Linked DNA regions of Mus musculus: region 2 is linked to region 1. A link is a loop called in an ENCODE intact Hi-C map of the cell type or tissue named here. Cell type or tissue: left cerebral cortex. All regions are shown on one strand. Each heading gives the region's core, and the rest is flanking DNA. Links, peaks and the distances in the headings are about the cores only. Region 1 overlaps Gm5860 (predicted gene 5860). Region 2 overlaps Nfib (nuclear factor I/B).

Region 1 (16,170 bases), core at 5,271-13,270:
TCCTATTCATTTATCCCTTTGAAGTCAGTCCTATACTTACCTATCCACTATAGCTTTCGCATCTGAGTACATAGAGCAGTACTCATTGCTCATGTATACCCCGAGTCTGAGCCCAGCAATCAAGCCTCAATCTTAAATCTACATGACTCAAAACTTTATTTTTTAGATCTTCCATTTTCAAACTATGATTAATTTTGTTCTGGAAAACAATCCAACAGTATATGTGAACTAAGTACAGATTAAATAAAATTTGCGTATTCAACTCATTTCTAAGTCAGTTAACATATATCCACTCTCTGTTAAGAGGAGACAATCCTGTGTCAAGTACTCAAAAAAACACAATTCTGGCTTCCAGGAACTTACTCAAGTGATGACCCTCTAAGAAATCAGAAGTTTATGAAATGTTTCATTTGTCTTGTTTTCTTCTGACACTTTTTTGCTTCCTCCCTCTCCTATCTGTCTGGCTTCTCTTATTCTGGTTAGCAGCAGATTATTTACCATTGTAGCAATGGTAAGAAAATACAATGAAATCTAAAATAAACCAATGACTATTGTCACCTTCTGTGTAGATAGATGTCAGTCCAGTCATACCAGCCTCAGGCTAGGTTTACTGCGGTTTAATTTCTGTTGAGTTTTCTTTTCATAGTAATTTTGAAAGTAAGGCTCATTAACTACCTTTTTTTTTTCTTTTTTTTTTTTCAAAGCAGGAAAATCAGTACTGGTCAGGCAACTGAGATCATGTTTCTTGGTCACAAGAAGCAGAAACAATATGATGGAAATTCCTTTAACCAGGCTATAGTAAGGCTACGTGTGTGTGTGTGTGTGTGTGTGTGTGTGTGTGTGTGTGTGTGTGTTTTCTATGATTTGAAATGGAATGTCTGCCTCCATTCTTTTCTTCAAAGACAAGTTGAGCAAACTGGTTTGGTATCATGTTTATAAAGTAGAAGTTGACAAAGAAGCAGAGGGAAGCACCGTCATTACCTGCCTTCTTGTAAAAGCTAAAGGATGCCCAAGGCTTCCAGGTCCTCCTCTGAAGTTCATCCTGGCCTCCTGGGAAATTTCCAGAGCTAATCCACTTCCCAAGCAGTAGGCCACTTCATCATGAATGGGGCTGTGCTAGGAGCACCTGTCTCTATCTTAGTCCATTCAGAGTGATATAGCAAAATGCTACAAACTGAGGAGTTTATCAAAAGATGGAAATTCACACCTCAATCCTCTGGGGCTGGAAAGGCCAAGGTTGGGACACTAACAGGTTAGTCACTGAGGGGCATTCACTTCATTGTCCACTGAGATGTCTCCTAGCTCTGTTCTTTGTGGGCAAAGGGATAAGCCTCATTTGATAAGGACACTAAGCACCGAATCCATGACTGAAATCATGATCATAAATCCAGAGACTCTACTTCCCGACATTTTGACCCTGTGAATTAGAATTTTAACATATGCATGAGGAACATATATTCAGGCATTTCTGTTTGTGGACATAAGATGGAAGGAGTGGCTAAATGCCAGCTCTTTTGGCACAAATGTAGGGTACAATCCCATATCCTCTCAGCTTGAAACAAAGCCACTGCAGCAGCCTGGCTGTCTCCTTGCTGTTCTAGCCTTCATCTTTACAGGCGTTTTTAGAGCAGCTACTTCTTCCTTGGAGAAACTGGCAGGGAAGGTGGAATGGCTGCAACTGGCCACACTTCGCCACCCTCTGGGATGAAGCGATACAAACTGCTATTATGTTATGGGTAGTTTATTACAAATTTCAGTGTCATGTTCTATTTTAGTATCTTTTAACCCAAGCTTGGAATAGTCAGTAAGTGTTACCTTTGCTCTAATTTCCCATGAAGTGATTGGCTTACAAAGGTCTCCTTTCGGCCAAGTTCTTAACAGTACTTAGGCGACAGGATTAGTGTCTCGTTCATAGCTGTGGAGACTAACCCTAGACATAAAAAAAATGGATAACCACCTCTCCGAAGGAAAACAAACTGGCCATTGGTTGCAAAAAGTTTAAAAAGTGACCCTGCTCAATTTGGATCCTTTGGACAATGGAACCCTCTTCAGTCCATAGTCTGACTTATTTTTTTGACAGGGTTAGATATTTCAGAGATGTACCTGGATGTCATTTGTCTCTCTGACACTGTTCTTCTCACATGCAAAAATCTACTCCCCTAACTACTGTCAGAATACACTTATTCTGAGTGAAAGAATATATGTAATGATCTACTTCAACATATTAATACATCTGGACATATTAGGCAGGTACTTTAAATGCATCATCTCCATGAGTCTTCAGAATGAATTAACTATCCTCACACAAACAAAAGTGAATGAATAATATATAATGTAGTGATACCAAATAATCCCCAAATGAAACAAACACCTGTACCCCTAGTCAGGCTGAGGATTTTAGTCGGGGATTTAAAGTCAATTCTAGGTTTCTGACCACCACGGTGCTGTGTAGACAAGCTACAAACAGAACTATTATTTGTTCCAAGGGAAAACATAAAAGGAATGAACCCCTTTGGAGGGCTTACTGTAGTCAACATTTTCTATGCTTGAAGACAGGTAAGCTTGCAGGGTTGTTTGTTAGCTGCACCTAGGAGAGGGAAAGTTCATACGGTTTATAACTCTTACAAGGGGCAGATGTGGGATTTGTACTTAGGATGAAGGATGCTCAGACCAAGTTCAGATGATTTCAGGCTCACATAGACTACTAGGCAGAAGCTCTCTGCTCCCGTAACTCTTCTATATAGCCCCTGGGATACTGTGCTATGATTCACTCATACGAGACACCATTGTCTTATTTCCATAACAAATGAATACAACATGCCCTCAACAACTCCAAGTATGTATCTGAAACCAAAACATGCTTAAATAAATATTGGAAGGACGAATGAATGGCTGCCTATTTCTGGGAATATTAACATTTTTAAATTCTAAATAGTCACGTAAGCTTCTGTTGAGTGTATTCTTCACTAGCTCCTACCAAATGCATCTCACATAGTGGTATAAATCAATTTGTTATATCCGAGATCCCTTCAGTCAAAGGTCTTCATTTTACAATTCCAAAACATGCAAAGCCACCTTTCACTTACACCTTCCTGTAGGAAGTCAGCTTTAGTAGGTAAATTTCCTTTGTGAAATGCAGCCTCAGAGTAGACCTGAAATATCCAGTCCTAGGAAGGTATTTTAAAAGGGTCGAGGCAAACAAAAAAAATTTACATACCAACCCTTAACTTACCCCCATGCTGGTCAAAGATAAAATTCAGGGAACTGCTTTGATTTCTTGACCCTTCTTTACAAACACTAGTTGAAACTTAAGTTTTAAACCATATGAGGTTTCATAAAAATAAAGATTATAGGGTTACTTTAAAAAGAAAAAGAAAACTCTAGAAAATGTGGCGGTAAGTTTGAGACATCACTCAGTGTCTCTGATTCCTTTCTAACATCCATCTCCCCTGTAAAGGAGCCACTATTAACTTTTAAAATTGTTTCCTTAAAATCTTTTCTCCATTTTAAGAACACATACATCTCCCAGATACTATGGTGTGTCCGGTGCTTAGACTTTCATTACCAATCCATTTTACTCAAAGAGGATCTTGGCTCTGCTGGGCTCCTGCTTCCATCTGCTTTTGTCACAGTCTTCTTTCATTAGTAGATTATATGAATATTTTTCAGTACTATGCATATATACCTTTTCCCTTGGGCACCTCTTTATGTTTCCTGGAGATAACAAAGCTATCATTTAAAAAACAAAACAAAACAAACTTCTGGGAGCTGGAAGATGTCTCAGCAGTCAGAAGCACTTGTTGTTCTTGGAGGACCCAGGTTAAGCTCCTACCATCTACCTGGTGGCTCAAGATCATCTGTAACTCCAGTTCCTTGGGGTTCAGATGTCTTCTTCTGTCAAACTTAGGCACTTTTCGTGTGTGTGATATATGTGCAGGCAAATTACTCATACACATACATACAATTTAAATTTCAAGTTGAGTTTCCCTTGTCTACATTTTAAAACCAATTCAGATTAAACTTTTCACATGGCCAAGTTCATTGGCTCCTTCATCACCTTCTTCTCCTCCTTTTAATGACTACTAGTTCTATTCCAGTCCACGTGCTTCTTGCTGGGTCACTTTTGTTAGCTTAGCAGTTTCATTTAAAATTTCCCCTTTCTTCTGATTTGTATCAACCCTGGTTCTCTCTTCATTATCTTGCTCACACTACTCTTATTTTCATGGGAAGAACAGTCTAGTGGCTAAGGGAGAGACACTGGAGTGAGACCTTTGAGATACTGCTTCTCTGAGCATGCCTTTGGTCTACTTAATATTTGAGCAGAATGCTTCAATTTACTTTTTGTAGTAAGTTGTTTCTGTGTAGCCCTAGTTATTCTGAAATTCAGTATGTAGACTAGGCTAGCCTCAAACTCACTGAGATCTGCCTGCCTTTGACTGCCAAGTCCTGGGACCACGACGGTGTCACCATGATCGGCTACCTTCACATATTTGAAACCAAACATTATTCTGCATCCAGTAGAGCTGTGGAGTGCTTTTTCACCCTAACAACATTCTTGTGCTTTATCTAGTTTATATGGGAAACATTTTTAACTTTTTTATTTCTCATTTTCCTTTTATTGAAAATAGATTTTTTTCCTCATAATATAAGTCCTGATTACAGTCACCCACCTACTCCTCTAGTTTCTCCCTACCTCCCTCCCATCTGGATCCAATCGCTCTGTGTCTCTCATTAGAAAACAAATAGGCTTCTAAGTGATAATTTAAAAAAAAGAAATATAATAAGATAAAACAGAAACTAACAGATAATTAAAGGTCAATACAAAAGATAGAAGAGGCCCTAAAGGCACAAGAAACATAGAGATGCAGAAAGTCATTCATTCACAGATTCAAGAACCCCAGGAAAACACCAAACCAGAAGCCATGATAGATGCACAAATGGTCTATAGAAGAGGAGGGGGAGGGAGGGGGGAGAGAAGAGGGGGAACAGGGAGGGATGTGTTAAACTAAAAATAAAATTTTAAAAAGAAACAACAACAACAACAACAAACCTTGACAAAACATTATGAGACAAGGAACCTTCAAAAATGCCATTGGGTTTGTTTTCTGTGCAACATCTCTGAACAGGCAGCTGACCGGTAAGAGCAAATTGTATCTCCAGTGAGACTTGAGGTAAACTAAATTTCTATTTGCAAGTGGTTAGCATTGGAGGTAGCTCCTCGCTTCTTTCAGCTCTATGCCTGCAACCCCTGTGCTTGCTGCCTCAACCTTTGTGAGTTCATATGGGCATCAATCCTACTAATGGAGGCTTTCTTTCCTTGGTGTCCTTCATCCTCTCTGTTGTAGGAGGCACTTAGCCAAGCAGGCTCAGTTGCAATGCTGTTGCATGCATAGCTGATACTTCCTCCCAAAGCCGACCTAGAATCTGCTGGCATGGCTAGAGACTGCTGACATTGAATCAGGTGATGGAGTGAGCCAACGAGAAAGAGACAGCACAACTTCAGGCTACTTGAAAGAGTGAGATGGTGGGATTAGGGTCTGAAGGTTTGTCCAGTTCCTTGCAATATGAATTGAGTCTGCTTTGCCACTTGACTGACTCCCGGAGTCTGTGTTGTTGACTCTGCAACTTCTTACCCCCACCTTCAAGGGTGCTGGTAAGGAACACAAGTCAACATTCTGGATCTTGCATTCTTTTTGCCTCCTCTTTCCTTCCACTTTGGCATGTCCATGTTACCCTTGCTCAGCAAATGTTTAGGCAGTCTTGCTGGTAAGACTGTATAGGTTTAGATTTGACATCTACTAGGGGACACAATCTCACAGAAACTCCTCAGTCCTCTGTCTCTTACAATCTTCACCTCCCTTCTTCCTAATGTTCCCTGAATCTTGGTTGTACCAATGTTTTCTAGAAGTATCAGTTAGGACTAGACTCCACAACTCTGTATTTTCATTGTGTGTTTTTCTGTAATAGTCACCTGCTCTTGCAAAACTATGTTGACTTGACTATACTTATATGTGGATATAAGGATGAATACTTGGATGCAGTTATGGATTATACTGGTTTAGTAAAGTGGTGGTTAAAGTTTCTCTTACAAGATCGATGAATTCACTAGCACGAAGTAGTTGCCTAAGTTTCTGGCAGTAGGCATGCTTCCTTCTTGTTAAGCAGGCAAATTAGATAATTGTTGATTACTGCCACTGTATCTGTGCCACTATTGCACCCCAAAGTTTATCTTGACACACTTGTCCTTGTTTTGGTTCATAGAAGTGATAGCTTAGTAGGACTGTGGTTGTCATGTTGGAATATTTTTAAGAGGTATTAAAGCTTCAAACATTTAGTGACAGTATTTTTAATTTGTATAGTCTCCCAGAATAAAAATATTTTTGTATTTCTTCATAATCTAGTTTTTCACAACTAAGGTTACAAAGAGATTGACAAAATACCGTATGAAGAATAAAAGAAAGGGGCCTACTATAGCATTACTGTAGAAGACTGAAATGACATTTTCTGGTTCTCATAGTAGACTTCACTCAGTTCAACTTCATTAGACAAATGGCCTCCAAATCACATTCATTAATATAGTCACTCCAAAAAGCTCAAAGAATTCCTCTTTCTTCATCTCAGATCCATTGGATTATAAATCCCTTAGGAAGAAAGCAAAAGTCTACCTGTTTGTTATTTCTTACAGTTTCCATAATGGCCATAAGCACCAAGTTGGCAGACTACTGTGTGGCTTCATTGCTGTGCCCTTAACCCTTCTCAGGTGATGGTGACGAAATGCTCTTATCTGCTTCCCACTGTACTGGTCCCTGCAGAGTAGCTTGTTTGTAATTTGGAACAGAGGGAAAGATTGCATCTGGGTCAAAGTTATGTTGCATCACTTTGTTATTGGATGTGCCCATAAAGCCACACCACGTCTCCTTTGCCTTAAATTCTCTTTGTCTTGGACCGAGAATAAAGATCGTTGTCTAGTGATATTGCACTTTATTTTTGCTAGTTCGGCCTCATCTGATGCCATGACTTTCCTTATATTCATAGGGCTCTCTAAAGCATGGCAAATGAACATAAACTGCATATTTACTACAGTGGTCCTCCAGCTTTCCATTATTATATAGATTAGCCTATCTCCCTGTCCTTATATGGACATTGTAATAATCAATGGGAGTAAGGAGATGACTCTTTGCAGAAAATTGTGCATATAGGACCAATCAAGAGGAGTTCCAGTGAGATTCAGTAGTATCTCGGTCACACACAGTAGCCCACCAGCTAGTACTTGGAGAGTCCTATGTGACATTCATCAAGGATGTCTTTGCCTCCTTAAGTCAGAGTCTTTAAGACAACACACCCACAAAGTATGTAAGGAAGAATAATACTAATACAGCTATGGGCTACTCATTGTATTCTCTCAGTCTTGTGCTGGCTAAAAAACTGAGGTGTGTAGGTAGATATTAGTCTGATCTTGAAATACTATTATGAATAGACTACCACAGCATATGTAATTGTTGAGAATCAGATCCTTACTTAGAACAAGGTGGGGGGTGATGAAATACCATTACAGCCCATGGAGCAGCTCTGTGCCTCTTCTAATTGTAGAGCACAGCATATACGCAACCTAATGTCAGCCCTTCGTTCATCTGCCAGGCAAAATTCCAAGGACATGAAGTCAAAATTGTCAGCATGTGAAACACAACTGAATTGTAATTCCCTTTGCCACACATAAAAGGGGTCAAAGGTATAAAACAGGCCAGGCTTAGAAATAAAAAGGAATGCTGTCATATTGTAAGGAACTTGACTTAGAATAGGGTCCTTGTGAAATGACACTTTCAATGGCCAATTCAGACTCAATGAAAATACTGGATAGTGTTTGTACGGGCATGGCCTCTTGAAGCACATCCAAAGAAATCTCATGGATTGTCTCTGTGAGCATAATTGTTGATTCTTGGAAATGGAGGCCTGTCCTTTCTACGCTCACACTCAGCAGACATAACACTATGCAGTCACACACAGGTTTGGAAGCAGCCAAAAGAGAAAGAAAAGTGTTTCTCTCTGTAGGCCAAATCCCAAGGCAAAGGAGTTTTGGGAACATGCCTAAATGTTCTAACTTCTGAGAACAGAGGCTGCCTCAAAGGGACAGGGTCATACAAGCTGTAGGTCATGTACAGAAACATCCAGGAGCCAGCAGGAATAACAGGATGCCTAAGAGAGCCTTGAAATCAAGGTCACTCTGAATGTGGGACTCATAATTTGAAAGTTATTGATGTGTATAGGACTGCCGTCTACTTCTCAGGTTGAGTGAACAGGTCAGAAACTTGGGAAATGAGAGTCTTGTTCTGTCTACTTGTCTTCACAGTGTCAAATACAAGTGAGACCTGCCCAGATGTAACAACAAGCAGCTCAACACTAGGCAGGTGTGGACTCCTAACACAGAGCTCCACCAGCCTGGGATCAGAGATCACGAGTGTCTCCATGAGAGATGGTACTTAGAGCCTCTCAGAGCCTTGGAGAACCAGTCAATGTCAAGTATTTGCAGAATCAGACTCCCAAATTAAGAAATTAAATAACTGACACATGGCAATATTTTAACATCACCTTCTATTTTAGCCACTAAAAGCCAAGGGATATATGTATTTAAGAATTTAGGTCTGAGAGTGGTCTATTGTCCCTTCAGCCTGGTCCTCACTTCCCTGTAGTATGGACAGAGATAAAGAGTTCATCATTACTAATAGGAACACCCAGGCATGAGAAAGCTAGAGGAACAATCAGACTGTCACAGCTGGGAGCTGAGATTGTAGCTGAAGACTTTGATATATAATTTCACATTTCAAATGTTTTCTTCAGTCATTACACACACACACACACACACTCACACGTACACATCACACATCACAATACAAAGGTTTGAAACAATTTAAAATTTTTCCCATGTCTTTCCTCACATATGTTCACCAATATCATTTCATGTACCAATATCTATTTAACTATACAATAATTTATGTAAAGAAACTCTCCACTCATCCAAATTTCAGGTCCATTAATAGAGCATCACGGTGCTCCATAAAACCCACCATGGTCACACATACATAGCCTGGGTTTGGGAGGCAGAGCAGGCAGATTTCTGAGTTCGAGGCCAGCCTGGTCTACAGAATGAGTTCCAGGACAGCTGGGGCTACACAGAGAAACCCTGTCTTGGGGGAAAAATGGACTGGGTTCTTCCTTTCTTCATGTAGATTCTGCAAAGTGACAGCCTACCAAGTTCAGAATACATTTTATAGCCCCTCCATCATGAATTCTAAATAGATATTGGCTGCATATTAACAAAAGCAAAGCTGGATCCTGGCCTCTTTTAATATCAAATCAAGACCGAAACCTTCATGAACAAACAGGGACCTTCGGGTGCCCTGCCTGAAAGAAATGGAGCTGCCTTGACATGTGAGCTTTTTCTGGCTCCCCAGAAACCAGAGCAGTTCCTCCCCCAGTGATTTTGTGTGCAGTGCTGAGAACATGAATCTTGGATGCTGTTTCAGAAGGAACCATGAGCCATTTATTCTTAGTCTGAAATTGGCAGGCTTTCTATTTTGGAGAATTTTTAATAGGAGTAGCTGAGGAACCAGCATTAGAGATTATTTTCTCAGTATGGGGTTAGATGTGTAATGCATATGTTCGCCCCGAGGACCCTAAACCACATACTGTAAAACTTTGTTAGAATGCCTCTCTTTGCTATTAACATTTTCCTGGGCCTATTGTTCATTTTTGCTAGGTCCAGCCAAAAGTTTGTACAGCCATGTTTCCCTACAGACCATTATTTTTGTGCTAATTAATTAGCACAACCAATATTTCAGATATGAAATCCAAGCTTTAGTTACTTAGTTTGGCTGAAAAATCTGTTTTCCTAATTATTGACTGTTTTCTACTACTTTAAGTCCACCACCTAGGTTCTTGGACAGAAAGAGCTTGTGGGAGCTGGGGAGGTCTCCAATGGCAACAGCCTTCCACACTGAGTGCTAGAGGGGGAGGAAGGGACTGCAGCTGTCCCTGTCACTGAGGATTTGGGAGGAAGTAAGAGAAAGAAAGGGGAAGATTTATCGGATAGACTTGAAAAGGGAAAAGACCAAGACCTTTGACAACACTAGCATGAGGGCAAACCCTCTGCAGTCACCAAGACACTTGCACACTCTTAAAGAGAACACTGTCTTCATATGGGTTCTGTGAGGAGAAATGGGGGCACATCTGCCAAGAAACATTGCATGTGTCTTGTTGCTTTCCCCTTATGTTTTTGATTGTTTGGATTCATTCCTGAATTCCCAGAACTAAGGTTTTATTTCTAATTTGATAGGAATTTTGGAAGATTGTTTTCTTATTATTTCCAGTATTTTGAGTTTACATTGATTTATCTGATTATTTACATATGGTAATACAAGTATACAGATGTAAATACATATATACACATACATATATGTAATTGTTGTGTGTAACATGCAAATACATACATGTAATCTCCCACCATCTCAGTCTCCATTAGAGTAGGAAAGAAAGGGATGGTCACCAATGTCCTTGAACAGGAAGCCATCAGAGGTCCTCTGCTGTGGGTCCTATATGTGCTTAACAACTAAGGAAGAAAGAGTGAGTATCGATTGGGCAACATAGGACAAGGCTGAAGCTCAGAGAGTTTATGTAACTTGAGGCCATGTCAGACTCCTAATATTCATGAAAATAAAATGTGAAGCAAAGACTGTCTAAAAACAAGCAAACAAAAAAAGAACAAAGACAAACTAAACAACGAAAGAAAGAAAACGATTCTTTCTCCTAATGTCCATTTTTTCAGAAAAGCAGCTTTATGGTTAACATGTGCATGCAGACCATGTATTGCCTCTCATTTGCTTGTTTGTTTGCTTGTTTTGAGGTAAGTTCTCATTCTACTTTAGTGGCTGATCTGAAAGACTCTATGGAGACCATGCTGACCTTGAACTCACAGGGCTCCATCTCCTCTGCTCTCCAGGCGCTAGCACTAAGGCTTGATCCACCAGGCCTGACAGAGAAAACGTCTTAAAAGTCAAGCACTCCTCCTCTTGAGTCCTTGTTGTAAATATTCATTTTAACTCTGAGAGCAGTCTGTAGAAAATGATTGTTGCTGTTAGACACCTGTATTCCTGTTAAATGGAAGAGGCTTTTCCTTCTGAGCAGCAGCCAAGCTATACCTCAGGGGCTTTAAAATTAAACAACGTTTTAGACATGAGAGGCAACAGAAAAGGGGAGAGAAGGGAGGACAAAGAAAAGTAGTCTGAACAAGAGTCGAGGACAAGGTCATGGAATATCTCATGCTAAAGGCATGAGAAGGCCTGGGTCCTTCCTCTTCAGTGTTTGGTGGTGTCTCTGGTATGCTTCATCTCCTTGTTATCCAGAGCCTCAGCTTCCAGAGACGCCTGAGGCTCACAGGCTAACTACAAATCCAGCTCTCCGGTGCTGTGATGGCCACATCTCTTACAGTGACATATACAGGGACTGCAAGGTTAGCCCTCTCTTTACCTCACAGTTTTAACTTTGTAGCTCTATGCAGAACTAGTAATGTTTTGGTCAAGAAAATGTCTCAGTTGGAGCTCATTTTAAGTATTGTGTTGGGAATTTAGGCATTGTGTTGGGAATTTTATCATTATTTATAATTGGAGTATTTTTCAATTTTTAATTATCCTCACACCATCACGTGATTGGGGGCATACTTTATTACTGGCTTAGTATTTTTACATTTGCTCTTATTGGCTCCCACTTTTTATTGATATGTGTATGTGTATACATTTTCCGCAGTGTTTTTTCCCTGTGTTGATGATTAGAGATGTGTCATTCTAACCAAAGCAAATGTCAGTTGCTAAATAACTGATGAGCTCAGCTGACCACCAGAACTGTTGCCCCAGTCAAGTTATCCCACTATCTCCAGCCAAGATCCAGGTACCATGGAGTCAAGTTTAGTGACAAATGTGCTGTCCTTGAACTCTCACAAAAGCACAATGGTACTAAAATGATTTTTAGTGCTATATTTGGGGAGATTTATTACATTAAAAATACCAGAAAATGGGGCTGGCTCAGCATTTAAGAGCACATATTGCTCTTATAGTGGACTCCAGTTCAATTCCCAGAACCCACAACCATCCATAACTCCAGTTCCAGGTGGTACAATATCCTCTTCTGGCCTCTAAGGGTACCAGGCACACATGTGATACACACACATGCATGCAGGCAAAACATCCATACATATAACATAAAATAAATACATCTTTAGAAACATTTGAGATACCAGTAATACAAACTCACAGGATGGCCATTTACCCAGTTTTACCCACAATATCTGCAGTGCACACCTGTGGTTGCAACATAATTCTGAAGGGTAAGCATTTCACCCTCACGGACGACATCCAAGCTCAGATGACAGTTCACCTTCTTACAAGCCAAGCTCTTTAACTGAGTCATGGTCTGGCCAAACTGACCCCGTTTTCTTGCCAATCTTCAGCTCTGCACGTGGGGAGCTAGACGTCACCTGAGTTTTCAGTGGGACTGTAATCACGGATCAGCACACATAAGAATTCAAAGTTCTTAAAAGAATGGACCATCTAGAGACTGCCATATCCATGGATCCATCCCATAATCAGCCTCCAAACGCTGACACCATTGCATACACTAGCAAGATTTTGCTGAAAGGACCCTGATATAGCTGTCTCTTGTGAGACTAGGCCAGGGCCTAGCAAACACAGAAGTGGATGCTCACAGTCAGCTATTGGATGGAACATAGGACCCCCAATGGTGGAGCTAGATAAAGTACCCAAGGAGCTAAACGGATCTGCAACCCTATAAGTGGAACAACAATATGAACAAACCAGTACCCCCTGGAGCTCTTGTCTCTAGCTGCATATGTATCAAAAGATGGCCTAGTCAGCCACCAGTGGAAAGAGAGGCCCCTTGGTCATGCAAACTTTATATGCCTCAGTGCAGGGGAACGCCAGGGCCAAAAAGTGGTAGTGGGTGGACAGGGGGGTTGGGGGGAGGGTATGGGGGACTTTTGGGATAGCATTGGAAATGTAAATGAGGAAAATACCTAATAAAAATATTTAAAAAGAAGAATCAAAGTTTTCCTGAAGTTGTCTCAACACAGAGAGGATTTTGAAAAGTGCATCAGTTCTTCACACCGTGGGCTGTTACTATGTTCACAGCTCTAACTAGCTGGGAATGACAATATGTGAAGAAAAAAAAAAACATTCGAACTGAATATACATGGACTTTGTTCTGCTTCGTGTACAGTCATTCACTGGCATTTACACTGTGTGGAGTATTAAAGTAATGTAGACAGGATTTTAAGATTTGAGCAAGACATGGGGGGATTTTGTGACTGGTATGCCAGATTATATAAGAGACTCCACAGTTGCTATCTATAGAATGTTTCTAGAACAAACTCGTGAGAAACACCAAGGGGCCCCTGCATATCTTAAAGCCAAAAGCTCTCAACAGCTGAAGAGACCAGAATTCTATTTATATTAAGACACCTGGTAACAGAATAAACCGAGGTAAGAAGAGAGGTAAATTTGGGGGAGGAAGAGGCCATTCAAACATTCAGTACCCTGCAGTATTGAAGGAACACGTGCCAGTAGTTTGTAGACTAAAGAGTAAACTAACGGTTAGAGATGATGATCAATGTTGTCCATGTTTAATAACAGTGACTGCTTTGGTAATCTCTAGTTGAATCACAGCAGCATACAGTTTTGTTTCACTACCGTGACACTGCCCAGTAAGCTATTACTATTGACTCAGAGCACAAGTAAGAAATCTAAAGACTAAAGGAGTTAGGAACCTACACAAACATCCAATGCGGTCCGGCAGAAGCACCAGGATGCATGCCCAAGCATTGTGGTTGCAGAGCCCGCTCTCCTAGAATCTAGAATTTAATCGCTATTTTGGAATAGAAGAGAAAGAGGAGTTTGTCAGTACTTAGAAGACAAAACTCGAAGGAAAACAAATGTTACCCTGTAAAGATAATGAATCCATGCTTTCTTTCTTTTGATGAACCTATTGATCTTTTGTTGCAGCTCAGTAAGTTATACACACCCAGCCCAATCAAAGATACTAGGTGTCTTTTCTGCAACTGTGGTATGCTGCACACCTCTGGCTACTAGCAACATTCACTTCAGTTGCATGCTAAGTACAACTGCTTACTATAGGGGCAGTGTACAGAGGTCCTTAGAGGCACTGCTGAGTACATAGGGCCTTGCAAGTGGTGCTTCCTGGCCTGGGATTTTTCAGGATTTTTTTTTTTCCTTTTACACATTAAATGTTAAAACGGTCTCCTTCTGTCTCCTGTGAAAATGATATAGACATCATATCTCTGCATTACAATGACAAAGACAGTTCAGGAAATTCAATATTTGAAAAATGTTTTCACAAGTATGGCTTGTTTTAAGTACAGTGTGCCTCACCAGAGTAGGGAAAGGCTCCAATAATAGGAATCAGATGACATTTGTCATCCACAGGGGGAAAAAAGATAACTTACCATTTTTTTGCCTCTTAAAAGACAAGTTCAACTTGAAAACAAATCTGCACTCTTCCTAGCAAGAGGAACAAGAACCCATCACCTTTCATTCCTGTAGCAGAGGACCAGGAACCTAGTAGGCAGAACTGAAAGGCATAGAGCACAGAGCACTTGGCTAAGGAGACACAGCTTCAGGCTGTGTAGCTAGCAGAAGCACGGTGTGCAGTAGAGTAGTAAGAGTTGCCGTGGGAATGTCCTTCTATGCCCATGTGCAGGGACTTGCTGGGTTCTCAGGCATGACTCTTATCCCAGTTTTGTCGATGAAGAACAGAAACTGAAGAGCGAAGTGGGTCACTTCAAACCGCAGATCCGGCGCATCCCCCTAGGCAGCTTGTGCCCATGAGCACAGAGTTAACCTACTGGTCCAAAGAGTGTTTAGACTTTATGGAAAATTCAAGCAAAATATGAGAGATCTGATGACATAAGCAGAAAGAAAAAAACAAAACAAAAACAAGGTAAAGAGGTTACAGGATCAGTAGATCCCAAATGAAGAAGGGAGGTATACATGGGGGGAAATCGCCATCCTCCTATCTCCAGTAATTGTAAACAAACAAACAAACAAACAAACAAGCTCATGGGTGATAAAGTTTAAGGCAGCTGTGGTGTGAAAACTTAGAAATAAATATCAGGATCATGTACAACTAAACACACTGTGCTTATGTAGAGCGGTGTTTCAGTATGCAGCACTCTGGGTCATAGGGTGGATTCTATTACCCTATAGAAATCCATTTCTCAGAGTCAAATGCTACATTGCGATTCCATTCTTTTCAGAGATAGATACTTCCACTAGCCAAACCCTAGAGCTATAGAACAACAGCTGATGAAAGTGTGTATGCAGCAACAGAGTATGGGACAGGAAAAGAGTGTGGGGTGTGTGTGTGTGTGTGTGTGTGTGTGTGTGTGTGTGTGTGTGCATCCATGGAGTTTAGACATGGGAACTTTGTGTATGCATGGCTCTGAGGCATGGATCCAGGTCATATCTCTATTTTCTGTAGTTCTGCAGATGCAGAAAGATTTCTAAGTCATTTTAGTTCCAAGCTTACTGCAAGCCTACTATTCAGTGCAGTCTGCTTTTAAATGTGGATAGGTAAACAGTATCAAAGGCCTGTGTGTGGTAGAATAATTACCTTATTCAGTGTAGTGATAGATATGATAATTAAACTGTAAAGAATTCAGAGGTGCCAGGAGAGAACTATCAAAATCATAAACAGTAATTTCAACAAAGCCTGAAAAGAAGAAAAAATAACAACAGTAAAAAAACAAAACAAAACAATCAATCCATTACTAAACATATTAGAAGACTACAAAGAAGCCATTTTCCTAAGTGACCACTGTCACACATAATGGCAACACTCGGGTTCAGGGTGTCTTTCCTGGATCCAGGTTTTATGGAGCACTGAAACAGTAACGCAGTATTTTCAGTCTTTTAGAGAAAAGGAGCCACAGGCGAAGTAATTTGAACAATGTCTTTCTGTGAAACTGGGTTTTGATCATGTGGCATCTCAGGGTCCTGCAAAGGCTGACTGCCATCAAGCCTAACTCTTCTTTTGGCAGGCATGCAGCCTGTGTGCGCATGCACAGAACTATGGCCATTGTCACCACCCAGA
Region 2 (16,170 bases), core at 4,681-12,680, 190 kb after region 1:
TGTGCACTACTTCCTAGCACTACTGGGAAGGCCCTTGCCCTCTTCCATGCACAGTTAAGTATTGCACATTCTGAAGGGTCAGTTCAAACCATGAGGCCTCCCTTATACCAGATAACCTTACTTCCTCTCTGCATTGTCTGAATGCAGTTGTCCTAAGAGGACTTTGCCTTACCGTTTTACCTAACATTGTAGCGTTGCTTATTTATTTGCTTAAGTGTGTCTGTGAGTTAAGCTCTATGGCTTATTCAAATATGAATGACCAGAACCATGTCGTTCCAGAGGACAGTCCAGTGAAGATGAGCTGCATGTTGTTATCGTGGTCTCAATAGGAATCAGATTAATAAAACCAGGTTTTACTTCACAGTGATGGATGTTCTCTTGTGTTTATGAGACTCTCATAAAATAAAATATATAAAAGTCCATTAAGAGACTGAAGAAATGGCTAGTGGTTAAGGGCACTAGCTGCTCTTTCAGAAGTCTTAGGTTTGATTTTCAGCACCCACATGATGGCCCACAGCCATCTGTAACTCTGGTTTCAGGGCATCTGACATCCTCGTCTGGTATCTGCAGGAACCAGGCAGATCTGGGGTGCAGGGAAATTACACATGCACATGAAGAAATTAAAGTAAAAATTCTAATGATAAAATTCGGAAATCAATACTACATGTAAGAGGAGGAGAGAAAGGAGGAGGAGGAGGAGGGGAAGGAAGAGAAAGAAAAAGGAGGAGGAGGAGAAGGAGGAGGAGAAGAAGGAGGAAGAAGAGGAAGACTAATCAAACAAACTCGCATTCTACTTCCTACCAAATTCCTTTCCCTTTAGTTCTTTCTAAGTATGTACATTTCTGTGAAGTGTTGGGTCTCTTCACTATCTGCTATTTCAGAATATTGAATATTAATAAACAGTATATCTAACTTGGGATGCTTGTGAGCAGGAATTTAGAGCACAATTTCAGATTCTTGGTACATTTTTCACAACTTTCATGATCTGTGTTCAGTGCAGTTTCAGGGCCTGCTGTTGAGCACTAATCCATGTAAGTCACTGGTGTACGTAGAGTTGAAGGCCAGCTCCATGTCTACTAATAGGTATTGTGCACTGGAACTACTGTAGTGATGTCTTTGAGCACAGAAAACAATGTATCAGGTTCAGTTTCAATTTAAATCCTAAAGATTCACCTGCAATGATCAAAATTATCCAGATCATTTACTTAGTTGGTTTAAAACTTATGAATAAACACTAAAACACTGATCAATGATGAGATGGTGTCTAATAATATGACATAATCCAGCCACACAGGAAGATGTGGGGATAGAAGAAGATGGCAATGAACCCCTTAGTAAAACCTGGTGAGTGATGCTGTAAACATCAGCCTTTAATCTGCATCGCTGAAAGTATTTCCTTATAAAATACTGTGATATTTTAAAAAGAAAAAGGACCCCTAAAACCAAAGAACTACAGTGTAATTGCTAATAGTGACCCTGACCCCAGTCTCAAAGATGAGGACTCTAGACTGTGCCTTCTGCCAAACTTCACAGGTTTCTTTGTGCACTTAGTATTAGTCTGTCTGTTAATGAACTTAATTTGTAAATAGAGGTAAAGAAGAATAAAGTTCAGCCTGTTGGCTTGTATTATCCCCTTGAATTCCAGCCACCCTAGGAGGAAGTTGGAACACAAGTGGAACTCTAGGTTTCTAGATGGAAAGTATCAGAGCCATGGTCTGGAAATAACCTAGATTCCCCACAATGTGACACGGACTGGGCACAGTATCCCTGCTTATACAAGGTGAGGATTTTAATTAAAATTCAACAAGATACTAATGATAAAGGTGGCCTAGTGTATTAAAATACAAGCCAGGTAAGTTATCATCAATGAGTTTCCAATTAGCTTCTGATTTTGTTCCAGAAAGGAAGTAAATAGTGATTCTTATTTCTTTATTATTTAACTAGAAACCGAGGCATTTATTGCTTGGGTAACATAATACATTTGAATATATTTATTGGAATTAATTTTATAATAAATAAATACAAAGGTTTTAAGGTACAACACCAATTAAGAAACACAGATGATTCTTTTTTTAAAATTTTTTATTAGATATTTTCTCCATTTACATTTCAAATGCTATCCTGAAAGTCCCCTATACCCTCCCCTCCCCTGCCCTGCTCCCCAACCTATTCACTCCTGCTTCCTGGCCCTGGTGTTCCCCTGTACTGGGGCATATAAATTTTGCAAGACCAAGGGGCCTCTCTTCCCAATGATGGCTGACTAGACCATCTTCTGATACATATGCAGCTAGAGACACGAGCTCTGGGGGTACTGGTTAGTTCATATTGTTGTTCTTCCTATAAGGTTGCAGACCCCTTTAGCTCCTTGGGTACTTTCTCTAGCTCCTCCATTGGGGGCCCTGTGTTCCATCCAATAGATGATTGTGAGCATCCACTTCTATGTTTGCCAGGCACTGGCATGGCCTCACAAGAGACAGCTATATCAGGGTCCTGTCAGCAAAATCTTTCCGGCATATGCAATAGTGTCTGGGTTTGGTGGTTGTTTATGGGATGGACCCCCAGTTGGGGCAGTCTCTGGATGGCCCATCCTTTCATCTCAGCTCCAAACTTTGTCTCTGTAACTCCTTCCATGGGTATTTTGTTCCCTATTCTAAGGAGGAATGAATTATCCACTCTTTGGTCTTCTTTCTTCTTGATTTTCATGTGTTTTACAAATTGTATCTTGGGTATTCTAAGTTTCTGGGAGATGATTCTATCAAGCTCCAAAATCATTGGGAATTCATGAGGAAAAAATGGAGGTCCCTAAACTCAAGCTTGGGAGCAAAAAAAAGAAACCCCACAGCCTCAGCCATTGAATGACAGGGATTCTCAACTCTTGACTGCAACCTGGCATCACCCTCCACGGCTCCCCTCTCCAGGCCATGCCCCCAGATGAAGCTAATGCACTGCCCTGGCTACTTTCTACTAAGTAGAAAGAAAGTGGTGGCCTGTGGACAACATGACATCCAGGCAACTCAAGAACTCCTCAACTAGCATCATTAGCAGGGTGTAGTCAATACTGCTTATTCTCCAAGAGCATTGCCACTGAGCCTCCAAGGTTCTTATGTGGAAAAAAATGCAATGGGTCTTGGTGGGCAGTTTAGGCACCCCTTGACTGCAGACAGGGGATCAGCTTATAACCTTTGCTCTTCTCTTCCTCCTTCTTTGCTCAGAAACAGCCTTGGGACACACAACTAGTGGGGAGGTGGGGGGAGTTGTGATGGTCATAGCTCCTGTCTGTCTAGGCCTCCGTAATCACCATGCCCATTTTGGAACTGATCTTAAGTGTAGATAGTTCAGGCCTAAAACAGCACTCACAGCACTTTGTGGCATCAGGAGGACGCTTTATGTATATCCTGTTGAGAATATCCATTATTTCTTCTCTGTGGCTGAAGACATTGGAACTCTAAGGCATTAACATGTCCAAAATATTCAAGGCTCACAACTAATCAGCCTGGTTCCTGTCCATGTCTCTCTGTGGCACACTGCTAGCCTCTAACTATTACATGCTATAGAATTTTCTTCCCTCATATTGAAATTAAATGAAGTCCATTTTTGGAGAAAACACCACTGGGAATGTGATGGAGATGGGGTAAGGGGTTCATTCATGGCTTAACATGGACAGGACTGTTGACTTCTCACTGAGGGTCAAGGAACTAAGCAAAGGCCGAGACCCCAAAGTACCAATCCTTGAGAAGAGGCATAGAGAAGGAAGAGGAGAGAAGCTGTCCAAGGGGTCAGCTAAGACCTAGATAAGTTAATAAGTATAAGATATTTAAATATTTAGATAAGATGCTTAAATATAACTTGGATTTTCCATCCTCAGAACCTGCTCTGGCCTTTGGTCTTGCAAAGTCAAACTCATCTAACTCTTATTAGATCATAGAAGTCTAATAGCCAAAGGCTGTCTACTTTCATTTCATAGCATTCCCTTCAAGAACTTGGAAGTGGAAGGGTATGCATTGAAAACAAAGGTATAACAGGGAAAAAGAAAACATAAAATATAAACAGAACTTAGGCTTTGTTCTGCACTGACCTGGATTTCACTCATTGTGCCCATAATGAGAACATAAGTTCATGGCCCGTGAAAGCCTAGTCCAGATATGCTGCTCAAGTTTCATCAAGAAATGGGAAGCCTGACTTTTTTCTAGGCATGCAGCATTCCTGAGATTGGGTTCAGGTTCTTATCTGCTTTCTTCTTTTTCTGAGCCAAAGGAGTGGAAGCTGTTCTCCTACTGAGAAATGATGTCACAGGAGATCAGGAGTTCCCACTGACTCCCAGGCCCCTTCTTGGGTACAATCAAGGCCAACTACAGGAAGTAAATGGCCAGCTGCCTTTCCCACAATGCCCACTTAGCTCTATGTCAGGTCAAAGGAGTTCTCTGGAAGCCAGCACTAATAGGGACAGTCACATGTTTCCAGAGAATGCCCCTTTTCAAGACCAATGGGATGTCTGGATTGATATTTCTCTTGGTAGTTACACATCTATGGTAGTGAGCCAAGCCCTGGGGTAGATTTTGGAATCACCTGAAGATAGTTACAAACCTGTTCCCTCAGCAGCAGAGACTTGAGAGCAAGGGTGATCTTAGCAGTCGGGAGACAGGGAGTACCTTGCCTTCACTTTCTTGTACCCTTTGGAGTAAAGAAACAGAAATACAATACACCATGAGGTAAAATGGAGGGGCAGCCTGCAGAAAGAAAGACCAGAATGCAATACGACCCAAACAAGGGCTTGAGATCTTTACAAAATAAATATGTATTTTTGTGCACTTGGAAGTGTTACACAGTAGATATTTTAGGGACAATAAATAGAACTTTGGCTCATAGGCCTATCCATAACTTGAGAGGTGGAAAGGCTGAGAGGGAAGATATATGTCAGAAATACAACAAGACATATACTTTCTGATCTATTATGTATCAAGAACTGTGGTCCGACAGAGCACACAATACCATCTCGATTCACATCCTACACCAAACATATGGAGGAGGTTTGATTGTCCCTACTTTCCCTGTGAAGGGTCTGCAGTCTAAAGTGTTTTGGTACTCAGACATAAAGCTGTTTGCTCTACTGCCCATTAATCATACTTTGCCTCCTTCCTTTCAGTAGAGAGTTTCTGTCAGACTCAGGTCAACCAGGCCCCAGAGAAAGGGCATCAGAAGTCACACGCTGTGACCAGGAAGGAGAACCCTGGGCAAGCGGGGCTTACTCTTTGTCCCGGGGGCAGACTGTGGCGCTGGCTCTCTGTGTTGCCAGGAAGCTTCTTTGAGAAAATAAAGTTGATCATCTATGCCTACCCCTATGCCTCCACAGCAAAGGAAGGTGAGTTATCTTACTATCTTCCACAAGCTGGCATCCAAGAAGCCTGAAAAAAACCTGATGGGTAAGAACTGAAAGTGTGCAGTGCCAGATGACACAAGGTTCATCAGTATTTCATAAATGAATATCTTTTCTGCAAAATGTTTCAAAACTACCAGGCTACAGTCACATACCCCTTCACACTTGGTTTTGATATTTTGTATGTATGTATTTCCATCTCTCTGGCCACTGTTTATACAATTTTGGTTGGGAAAATTAGGCTTAACAAGGATGCCTACTCCTATGAAATCAGGCATTTAAAAACTTCCTTAATGAGACTGTACAAGGAATAATGATTTTTTTAAAAAAAGAAATCACACAGTATATTTTACTATCTTAACTGAACTTCATCTAGAGAACAAACTGCAAAAATATCAAACTGAACCAAACAAGTTTCTAAGATTCCTTCTCATATTTTACAAATTTTCACATGTACCTTCTTTAAGAAGAAGCACGTATGGTTTTCCATACTGTAACAGTTTTCCATTTGTGGAATATGTAGAAAACAGATGCATCTGCCGTGATCCTGGCTGAACTCACAGCCCTGCTGCAGAAGCATTGCAAATCGTTTGCTTTCTGGCCTGCCATGATGAATTTTGTCAGCTTACGGAGGCCATTTTGATCCAAATCCACCTGGCTATGCATCACCACCAACTTCCGTACCTGCCCTCAGCAATATGCGTTGGCTTTGGCATGCACAGGGCAAGTTACCACCACAATGAAGCTCATTGTTTCATATTAGGCACCTGCACACAGGCTCAAACAATGAAGCCATACCAAGCACTCCGCCTTTCTGCTCCGGGCACTCACTGAGAAAGGAAACTTGTTGAGGCCTGGAATCCCACTTTCATCATAATTAGACTGCTTGGCCAATATTTAACCGCCAACATCTCTGAGTGAACACGTGGAGCTACTCCCAAGTCTTGGGTACCTACAAAGCCACTCCAGGCAGTGAGTGTTGCCTCTCTGATCCCCTTGCTGGAGTGTGCTGCCCAATACTAAAACTCTGCCCCTATAAATCTACATTCTTTAGTATACACTGGGGCATACCCCTGTGCCTTCTTCAGAACTATAAAATCATTCGTAATGACACCTGATTACTTTCCTGAACCAGGTCCTAATGGACTGGCAAGAACAGAACTCTATGCAGAAGGTCTTCTCTGCCAATTCTCTGCCAAGGTATTAATACTGTTAGGACTAGCCAACTGATTCCATTTTTTATTTAAAAATAAAACAACAAACTTTTACTTTGAGGTTATAACTACAGAATTTCTCCCTCCTCTTTGCTCCCTTCAAATCCTCCTTGCTTTCTTTCAAATTCATGGCCTCTGCTTTTCATTAACTGTTGTTACAAGTATATTTGTATGTGTATATACATATATTCATAAATATGACCTTTATAGTCTATATAATGTTGCTCGTATGTGTGTTATTGGGGCTGATCATTTGGCATCAGACAACCTGGTGTGTTCTTCCCACTATCAGTAGTTTTAGTTGTCCACCATTCTTGTATGGTTGAGACCTCTTCTCCCTGTTCTCTTTGGCATGTCTACTGTTCTCCTGGTTCCACTCATGTTTAGGCCATCATGTTGGTGAGACTTTATGGGTGTAATTTATGACATTCTTATGAGACACAAACTCTCACAGCAAACTCTCTGATCATCTTTCTCTTCCTCCTCCTCCTCACATTTCCCTGGGCCTTAGGTTCTGGAGTTGTTTTTATAGATATGCCCATCCAGACTGGGCTCCACAACTCTGCATTTTGATTGGTTGTGGTTTTCCATGATGGTCTCTGTATGTTGCAAAGAGAAGTTTCTTTGAAGAATAGTTTAAGACTACACCTATCTGTGGGTATAAGGAAAAATGTAGTTATGGATTATGCTGTTTTATAAAGTTGCTGTTGTAAGTTCTTCTCCAAGATCCATGACTTCACTAGCCCTAGGTCGTTGGCTAGATTTTCAGTACTAGGAATGAATTATTTCTTGTTGAGCAGGCCTTACATCCAACTAGAGAGTTGTTGGTTACCACAAAGGTATGTGTGCCATTATATATCCTTAGGGTTACTGTGACATGCTGGTAATTGTTGTGGTTTATAGGTGTCATAGCTGGGTAGGACTGTTGGTTGCGTCCACCCTTTAGAACCTTTAATAGAATTTTCTGGTGCTGTGAAAGCTAGACATTCAAGTCAATTCCAGCTCAGGGCCGCATGACCTCTGTATCTGAAGTGCATGTATTTTCAGCAATATGGACTTATCCTCCACTTCTTTGGGGCAACAGAGGATAACAGCAACCACCTGTCATGTTCTGGGAGTCTCTTAGACAGCCCTGACCAATAACTCAGAAGAGAGATTCTCATGCCTGGTGTTGAGATTTTTGTTAGATGGTCTTTGGTTATTGGAGTGGCACTGTCAGCCCAAATATGAGTATTCCCTCTAAACTATAGATGCATATTTATAGAAGGCTTATGTGTATTATAGGGTTTCTTATGTAGTTAATAATACAATTCTGTATGACGTTTTCAGGCATCCTCTTATTTTACCTTCTTCTCGCCTTCCTTTGTAGTTATTTCTCTCTGTGTCCCTAGTTAAAGCCCCCTCCCCTTTCTTCTATTCCCTAACCTATTTCCTACTGTTCATTACTGAAGTCCAGGGCTTCCTATAATTTTCAGTACTTACCTTTCATGAGACTTGCAGGTCCTGCATAAGATGCTGTGTGTGCCAGACTTTAACTCCTGCCCTCCTTTTAAGAGTAAGTATCTAGCTGCCAGCAAGACCATCTCTCACTGGTATTTAAAACAGTTCCTACCACCACCATCATTTTTGGCAGTGCCATCTTCATTTTGGTAACCTCATTACCCTTTTAAAAAATGTGTATGTGAGTGCTCGCATGTATGCAATATGCCTGTTGATGGAGGAGGCCAGGAGAGGGTTCTATATCTCCTGACAGTGAAGTTAGAGATGGTTGTAAGACACCACACATGTGGGTGCTGAGAACCAAACCTGGGTCCTCTGTGAGAGTAGCAAGTGCCCCTAACTACCAAGATATCTCTTCAAATCCAACTTCATTCCTCTTAACGGGGTGGTCATGAGGTTGGTAGCTTGGTGGTGATGTCTAACATGAATTTGACTAACTTCTTCTCACCAACTTCTTTTAAGCTAGATGGGGAACATGCCTGGAAACTTCTCACCTGAGGGACTTCCTGAAGTAATGATGTTCCAGAAGTTGTAGAGAAAAAGCCACAGACTCATGTGGACTTCGGCACCACCAGGTACCCTGCTCTCAGCTAGGACACAAGCTAAGGCAGAACACAGTCTACTTAAGACAACTTTCGGGAACTTGAGTAGGACCCTACTATACACGGTAGGCTTCTGTTCTCACAGGAAAGATCATTCCTCTACGTTCTGGTACTAGGACAAGTTTTATGCCAAGCTTCAAAATAAATCAATGACTTTTATTGCCCAACACCTTTACTCCTTTGGTAAGTCTTATGTAGTTCTTTCTGCTGAGTTCTTTAACTGTTTCCTTTGATGCCAGTGACACAACAGCTAAAAAATAAGATTAAGAGGTTTATAATAAAATATTATAATTTTATTTTATTTCTTCCCTATTTTTGTTTATTTTGGAACATTTACAATGTTTTGTTTTTTTATATTTTTTTCTTAGTTAATATGATTCTTGCTTTTTCCAGGTCATGTAACGCCCAGTCTTTGAATTCATGAAAGGTCACTGATCCCTTTCTAGTTTGCTTCTGTGGTTCTCCCCAAATAAAGACAGGTAAGGAGCTTATTATTTCTCTTTTAAAACTTGCCTCCCTAACAAGTCTGCAGAAAAATCTTTGTTTACAAATAAGACAGAATGTCCTTATCTGTGTCTTCCATCTATAATCTGACCAAGTAGCTGGTAAGCAATAAAATGGTGTCATCGTGGTTTCACAAAAGTTCACAGCTAATGGCATGGCTGAGCATATGCCCATATGGTAGCCTCATTTTTGCCCATTCTTAACATTCCAGTTTACATGAAATACTTCATAAAACAGGAACCAACAGCTTCTGGCATAGAAATAATTAATTCTAATTTAAAATGTACTTCTATATTTACATATACAATGTGCATGGGGTGTTTTGCCTGTATTTTGTCTGTGTACCACATGTGTGGCTACTGGGCCAGAAGAGGGTGTTGGATCCTTTGGAAATGGAGATAAAGTAGCCAGCCACCTTGTGGGTGTTAGGAATGCAACACAAATGCTCTGCATGTGCACCACATGCTCTTAACTGCTGAGCCATCTCTCCAGCCCCAGTGTGTCCTCTCGACTCCAGCACTGGCCTCTACTTGATAAGTCTCGGTAATAGGGATATTTGAAAATGCTGATTAACTTAAATCTTAATTTTTGTTATTATTATAAAACAGAGCAGGGAATAGCTTAAGTGAATATTTTTAAAAGTTTTACCTGGGTTCTTACAATGCTATGATTCCATTATTGTAATTTCTCTTATTTCCTTCTCTGAGCAAGTAATATTTAAAAAGCACATTAGTTTTATATAAACAGAGAATTTGGCAATGTGAGGAAGAATAATTGTGAGAAATAAGCATGGTAAAGTCCAAGGTAGGGTTGACAGAGGATTCTGGTCTCTTTCTGAGATTCTCTTGTCTTCTGCACCTGTGGAGCAAAGGACTGCTGGCACAGGTGCTGGGGCCCAATGGTACCCTGAGCTATAAATGATACATGCTCTACACATTTTCCTCAAAGGCCACACTATTGTGGTGGATGTTTCCAGGAAGCATTGAGCCTCATAAAAGCTGTACTCATGAACTGTATATAGCTTTCAGCTGCTACTGTTGACATGACTGTCCCTTCCCAGGACATTGGAAGTCCATGCTTCCCATCCGTGAATTCTGCCTGCTTACCCGATTGTGCTCTCTGCCTGTATCCATTTGCATTCCTAACCTTTACTATGGGGGTAAAGAGGTGTCAGAGACTGTAGACCCAAATTGACCCACAGTCACACCATCTGTATCAAAGATAGCAAGTAATTGTCTCTTGGCAAAAGTAACTGTCCAGCCTCCACTCTGCTTTTAAGACTACTATTCAGGCCTTCACGTGAGTTACTTGGATTGTATCAGAATCCAGCAGACTGGGCTGTTTAAGAGTATACTGTAGACGTGGAGGGATGGGCCACTCTGAACAAGAGACAATAAGCCTGAGATGTGCCAACCCTGAGTGGAATGGTTAATCTGCCCAATCTAGGGAGAACACTGGGGCATGTAGAGCCTAGTGAGCTGGGAGAGAAGGGACAACACAGGAAAGGGGATTCATTCCATCAACGGAGATGGCCCAACTTCCTGTAGTTGTTGCATCGTGTAAGGAATCTGTGGGAGTTCCCCCAGATAAAACTGGCAATCCTGGAGCTCCCAGTCTCCACCAGTCTTTCCCAGTGTTGCCAGATGTCCTATCTGGGTCTAGCCCTCCCCTCCCCCTTCCCTTTTAGGAGGAAAGAGTGGCAAGTCCCATGGAAGAAACACAAATGGCACCCACCAGCTTGCTGGAGGGAGGAGGTGAGTCACTGCATCTTTGCCTTATGCTTTTTCCCTCAACTACATCTGTTCATGACTTGGGACTTTTCTTACATACATTTTATCCCTTTTGAGTTCTGTCTCCTTTAATGAACACCACTTAGGGAATTAACACACTTATGAAATCCATGCTTTTCTCTCATCCCAGAGAAAGGAAAATATTGACATCACCTGAAGAGAACTTATAGAAAGTATGATAAGATCATCTACAGGCATGGTTTCTACTTAAGACATGGTCTGGAAGGAGTCTGTGGGCATGTCTGCCAGGAGAGATTTGCTGGCTGCCATATAATTAAAGCTAACAGTGATACAAGAAAGTAATGACTCCAAGCTATAAGAAATTCTATTATTTCTTCTATCCCAATGACAAAAACTGACTGATAAAAATAATTGTCTTCACTGAGAAAAAAAGTGACCTGTACATCCTTGACTGATGTGTAAATCATATTGTATTACAATACCTACAAGGTATTTTGCAGAGAGCTGTACCTGCAAAAAATTATTTCTTCTTTCAGCCTCAGAAGCACACAGGCATTCTCATCGATAACTACCTTTATGAATAAGGGAACCGAAGAAAAGAAAGGTTATAAGCCACTGTACAGCTGATGACTGGCTTTAGGATTTAAAACGAGACTTGGCTGTTTCTGCCACCTCCTCTGGAACCACTATCTTTATCTACCTCTAAATCTTAATTGGTGCCAAGAGAAACCAAAGTTTTATAGAGGCAAAACATTTCTTTATAGGTAATTTCTTTCAATTTCAGTGATATTTTCACATTTGAAAAGTTCTTATTCTTCTAAGAAATCCAGTTAGTCTCTCATCAAAGTCCATCAAAGATGTTACATTTCCTGTTAGCATAGCCAAATAATGTCCACAGAACCCTAGACATAACAGGGTGAACACACCATACAAAACTGGTCTGGGGTTGCAAAAGGAAGCCATCAAGGATCTCAGATGTGCCTCAGCAAGTTTTTGTTACGATGGTGAAATTCCAGGCATTTTCTCTCTCTCTTTTCAAAGAAGCTCGCATTACCTTTTAATTTTATTTATGCACATCACTCAAACAGATCGGGGAACCATTTAAACTCATTCCTTTTCAATAAGCTATTATTGAACTCCAGCTGACTCCATTCTTGGACGATGCATTCAGTGAGAGTGGATTCTAACCTGGCCCTTGGCTCAGAAAGAGAATATCAGCTCTGCTTGCCCTAAAGTTCTGCGCTCTCTTTGAAACCTAAGACGATACCCTTTCGCAGATATTTGCAGAACAAAATTCTACAGTGTTCATATAACCACTAAACCCACAGTCACAGGGAGGGGCAAGGGTTTCCCTTCCCTTTACAGTGTGTGTGTGTGTGGGTCCTTGTGGCTTTCTGTCCAACAGACCACAGTCTGGTCTCTGTGGCACACGCTGTCTTCAAGTCGCAGCTCAAAGGGTGTTCTGGGTCTGAAATTCTGTACCTGCACTTGTATTTTCATTATCACTGCTGAAAAAATCGTGGGAGGAGGAACTACACAGATAAGCAGTTCAGCACTGAACTGAAATATTAACCCTCCCAGCTGCTGGAAAGTAAGCTGGTGTCACCCAACGTCCAAATGTAAGGGCCAGGATCAACTTTCAAAATCCTACTGACCCAGCATTCATGCTGAAAGAGCATCAAGACATTGAGAAAAATAAAACACGAGGCCAGAGTCTGTAGCATAGCTCATTTTATTGTTTTAAACAGTTTTTGCATAGGAAATATATCCGCTTCCAGTAATTGACTGCAGTATGAGCAGCTGCTAGCAGTATAGGCTGGATATAACAGTAACAATCACATTAAGTCAAGCTTGATTTACACCAGTTTAAAACTTGTGGCAATCGAGTTCATTTGCGACCCACAAAAAGTACACAAAGAACATTATCCTCCAACCGGGCACAATAAAACCTTCACTAACATTCCGGCCCAGTCTGGGGCCTATCCCAGAGGCCCGAACTCCAGAAATTAAGTAAGTAACTGTCCTGTAATACATCCCACTGCTAAAGGCTTGTTACATGGAGATTATGCATGTGCCTCCTTTTACTCGTTTTATTTTTTTTCCAAAAATCTAATTAAAACACAAGGTTCTGTATTTATGGCCCAGGAGGACAAATATGCCAAAAGTTTTAAAATGGATCAACCCTGGTGTGTGGCTAGCAAGCAATGACTGACTACTCGTCACCTACAGTTGTACTAAATGTATCTAAAGAAACACACAGTCCTACAAAAGTTGTTCTCAGAGAAATATCATTGAGGTGGGGGTACCTCGTCCCAGGGTGCTCAAAGTTCTCAGTGACAGAAGCACAAATGAACCGCCCGATGACGACGCCAGCTGACGCAGCTTTGAGACGCCTATGCCTGGGAGACAGTTGCCCCTCACATTCCACAACGTTGTAGAGATTTTTTTTTCCCAAGAAAATGTCATTTGAAACATATTTACAACTGAACTCAACAGAGACTGTGAAATTGGACAGGCACTGCTCATTTGTTTGAGTTTTTTGGTAAACATTTTGCTGGTTTTTTTGTTTTTTGTTTTTTTTTTGTTTGTTTTTGTCTTTTTGTTTCTTTCTCATTTTGCATCAACTTTTATCAGTCCATGCAACTTCAATGCCCTCGATGAAGAATGCATAATAAGCCATACTTCTTTTTTTTTTCTTAAAAAAAAAAAGACTTCCTTCTGCATAAAGAGATATATTTGCCACATCAGTCCCTGTAGCACAGTTTTCAAAACCATTCTGTCAAAAATACAGTAATACAAGACTGGCTTGAGTGACACTAGCATACACTGCTTTTCATGTTTAGGCCACCTTTTGTTACTGGTACTGTATCATGCAATAAAAGTTATCAAAGGCTTAATCTAGGGTCCCGTAGGCTAGTGCCACTGAAGCGCTTTCACAATCTCAACATACATTTGAATTGCAACACACAGATATTTCTAAAGAGTATTAACTACTGAACCCTTTTATCATTAAAAAAAAAAAACAAAACTACTTACAACCATTGAAGAAAAATTGCAACAAAAAAAAATGTAAAAATTGACCGTCTCCAACTTGTCCCCTTTACTATTAACAATGTGACCAACAGATCTGTGGCACGACACAGTACAAAGAGTTGTCATGGCAATGAGTTTGGCTGATGCAAAGGTCATTGTGCAGGGTCAAAGGGCAAAATCAGTGGTCCATGTTATTCCCCCCAGTGCAGGGATCCACTCCACCCACACAATTTCCAGGAATTAGAAAAGACAGGGCAACTACTAGAAAGTGCAAAACATGAAGAAGGCAGTTTTCAGCTCCTTCAGCATGGAGTAGAACATTCAATTTTGAGTTTTTACTATTGAACTTGAATAGCCTGCACATATGTTTTGTTTTTTAAATATAGAAACCCCAATTTTTAAAGTCCAGGAAGCATGCAGCTGGTTAATGTGAACAAAAGACCTTGACAGGAACATGTAAGCGATATTGAATGCCATGCTTGGGGCCTATCTGCCAGCAAGACTGTAGCGTTGTTTCATGGAGAAGGAATACTGTTCACTGATAGGGGGTAACTTTCTGCAGCCTTCATCGTTTCACACGGTACATAGAATCTGCGTCTAGGTAGAGAACATGCCCTGCTTCGCTGCTCAAGGTGTTCCCGTGCAGTCTCTGCCCTTGAGTCCTTTTGAAGCTACAAGTCACAAATCCGGATTCTGCTCCCTGAGGACACGTTATGTGAGACATCGCACTATTATTTTTTCTGCCTATCCTGAATGCTCTGTGAAACTTATCCTTAAATACCATCATGGAATAATCACAAAATAAAAAGGAAAAAAAAGGAGAAAACCTTTGCTAAAAGGCCTTATATACTAACAAAAGGACAGCGGTGCTTCCAACATTCTGAAATGCTCTGAAAACCAACTCTTCCAATACTAAATACAACAAAATAACCTTCATAAAATATAACTTTTCTCCATTTACACTTTTTTTTAAGGATTAGCGTCCTATGCTTTTCAAGCACAAGAACCTGTGAAATATCTCCTAACATGGACAGATTTTTTTTTTTTAATACATAACTTAAGAGCCTGGAGAGTTTTAACTCGAGTCCAGTCTCTAAACAAGGAATATTCTTGTTTACTTTAAAAATGGAAACAACATATAGTTCCATTATAATTGTTAAAAAGTTAGCTTTACAAACATGGGAATTTTAATTTAAAAAAAAATTCTTAACAAAACTATACAGTGTACAAATTACTGTCTACAAGGTAGGCGGTTCATTAAGAAGGCCAAGCTCTTCTCTCTCCTCGCAGCTTCACAGACTCATTCACATACTTTATAATGGAGCTGCCCACCCGAAAATTACCCGATAACTATATTGCTATACTTAAGGTTTTGCCATGTCTTTATGTACAGTCTCCTTCACTGCCTCTCAGGTTTTTTTTCCCCCCTTAGGCAAGTCTCGACTGCTCACGTCACTTCGGGAAACACACACTTTAGAGGCACTGTGAGTGGTGGGCTGCAAAGCAATACAACAAAGGTTGGACAGTGCCATGAGCTGGTGGTGGGAGACACCACCTCCTAACAGATGCCCTTGGGTGACCTTCACCATCCTGAAGCTCTGCAGTCTGGGTAAGGAAGGGGCGTGCAAGACCTGCAAAAGTGGGGCCCTTCGTCAGAATATACTTCCTGGTTTTAAAAAAAAATAGAAGGCTAAACGTGGATTCGAGATTTTCTATAGTAGTGCTTTTTTAATAAGTTTATCTCAAAGAAAAGAAGAAACATTGAACTAGGTTAAAAAAAAAAAAAAAAAAGGAACAGTTGCCCTAGGCCTCTGTACCCAAGAGGCAGGCAGGGATGCCCACAGTGTGCCATGTACTTTAGCAACAATTGTTCATTCACGGGTGACAAGGAGAGGGGACTGCCTGGAAAGAATACTGTGTCCTGTAGGGTTGCACTCTTCAGCAAATAGGTCAGAAAGACACTATGAGCTTGGCTGAGAGGATGTGTTATCTGCAAAGCAAGTAACAGACAAGGCTGGCCTTTCTTAGAACCTGCATCCTAGAATCCCACTGTGCTAACCAGCATGTGGTCATGAATGGACTAGTCAGATTTAATTCCCGGGCTTCTGAGCATCGTTCTCATGAACTCACTATTAAATGATCTGCTATGCATACACTTGACAGTTTATTTACTAGGGCAGGGCCTGGGGTGG

What was found. Peaks named below come from ENCODE experiments on the same cell type or tissue, not always from the same donor. Only the 100,000 strongest peaks of a DNase experiment are listed, where the experiment ranks them.
Region 2: it touches region 1 in a loop (2.2-fold over the local background); 3 of 42 quality-filtered maps call a loop at or near these places.

Annotation. Positions count from the first base shown.
Region 1 is chr4:82,083,035-82,099,204 of GRCm38, forward strand. The region is part of intron 2 of Gm5860 (predicted gene 5860); the gene reads left to right. Among named protein-coding and RNA genes, the nearest start is that of Gm11264, 25 kb to the left of the region's middle. In left cerebral cortex, for the core only: no CTCF peak of the experiment used is centred there; DNase peaks (open chromatin) are centred at 8,468, 9,471 and 9,992; H3K27ac peaks cover 1,382 bases.
Region 2 is chr4:82,277,514-82,293,683 of GRCm38, forward strand. It overlaps Nfib (nuclear factor I/B), which reads right to left. Exons shown (of 12, transcript NM_001113209.2): 12 at 12,660-16,170. Among named protein-coding and RNA genes, the nearest start is that of Gm11264, 220 kb to the left of the region's middle. In left cerebral cortex, for the core only: a CTCF peak has its summit at 9,604 (motif pointing right); a DNase peak (open chromatin) is centred at 10,914.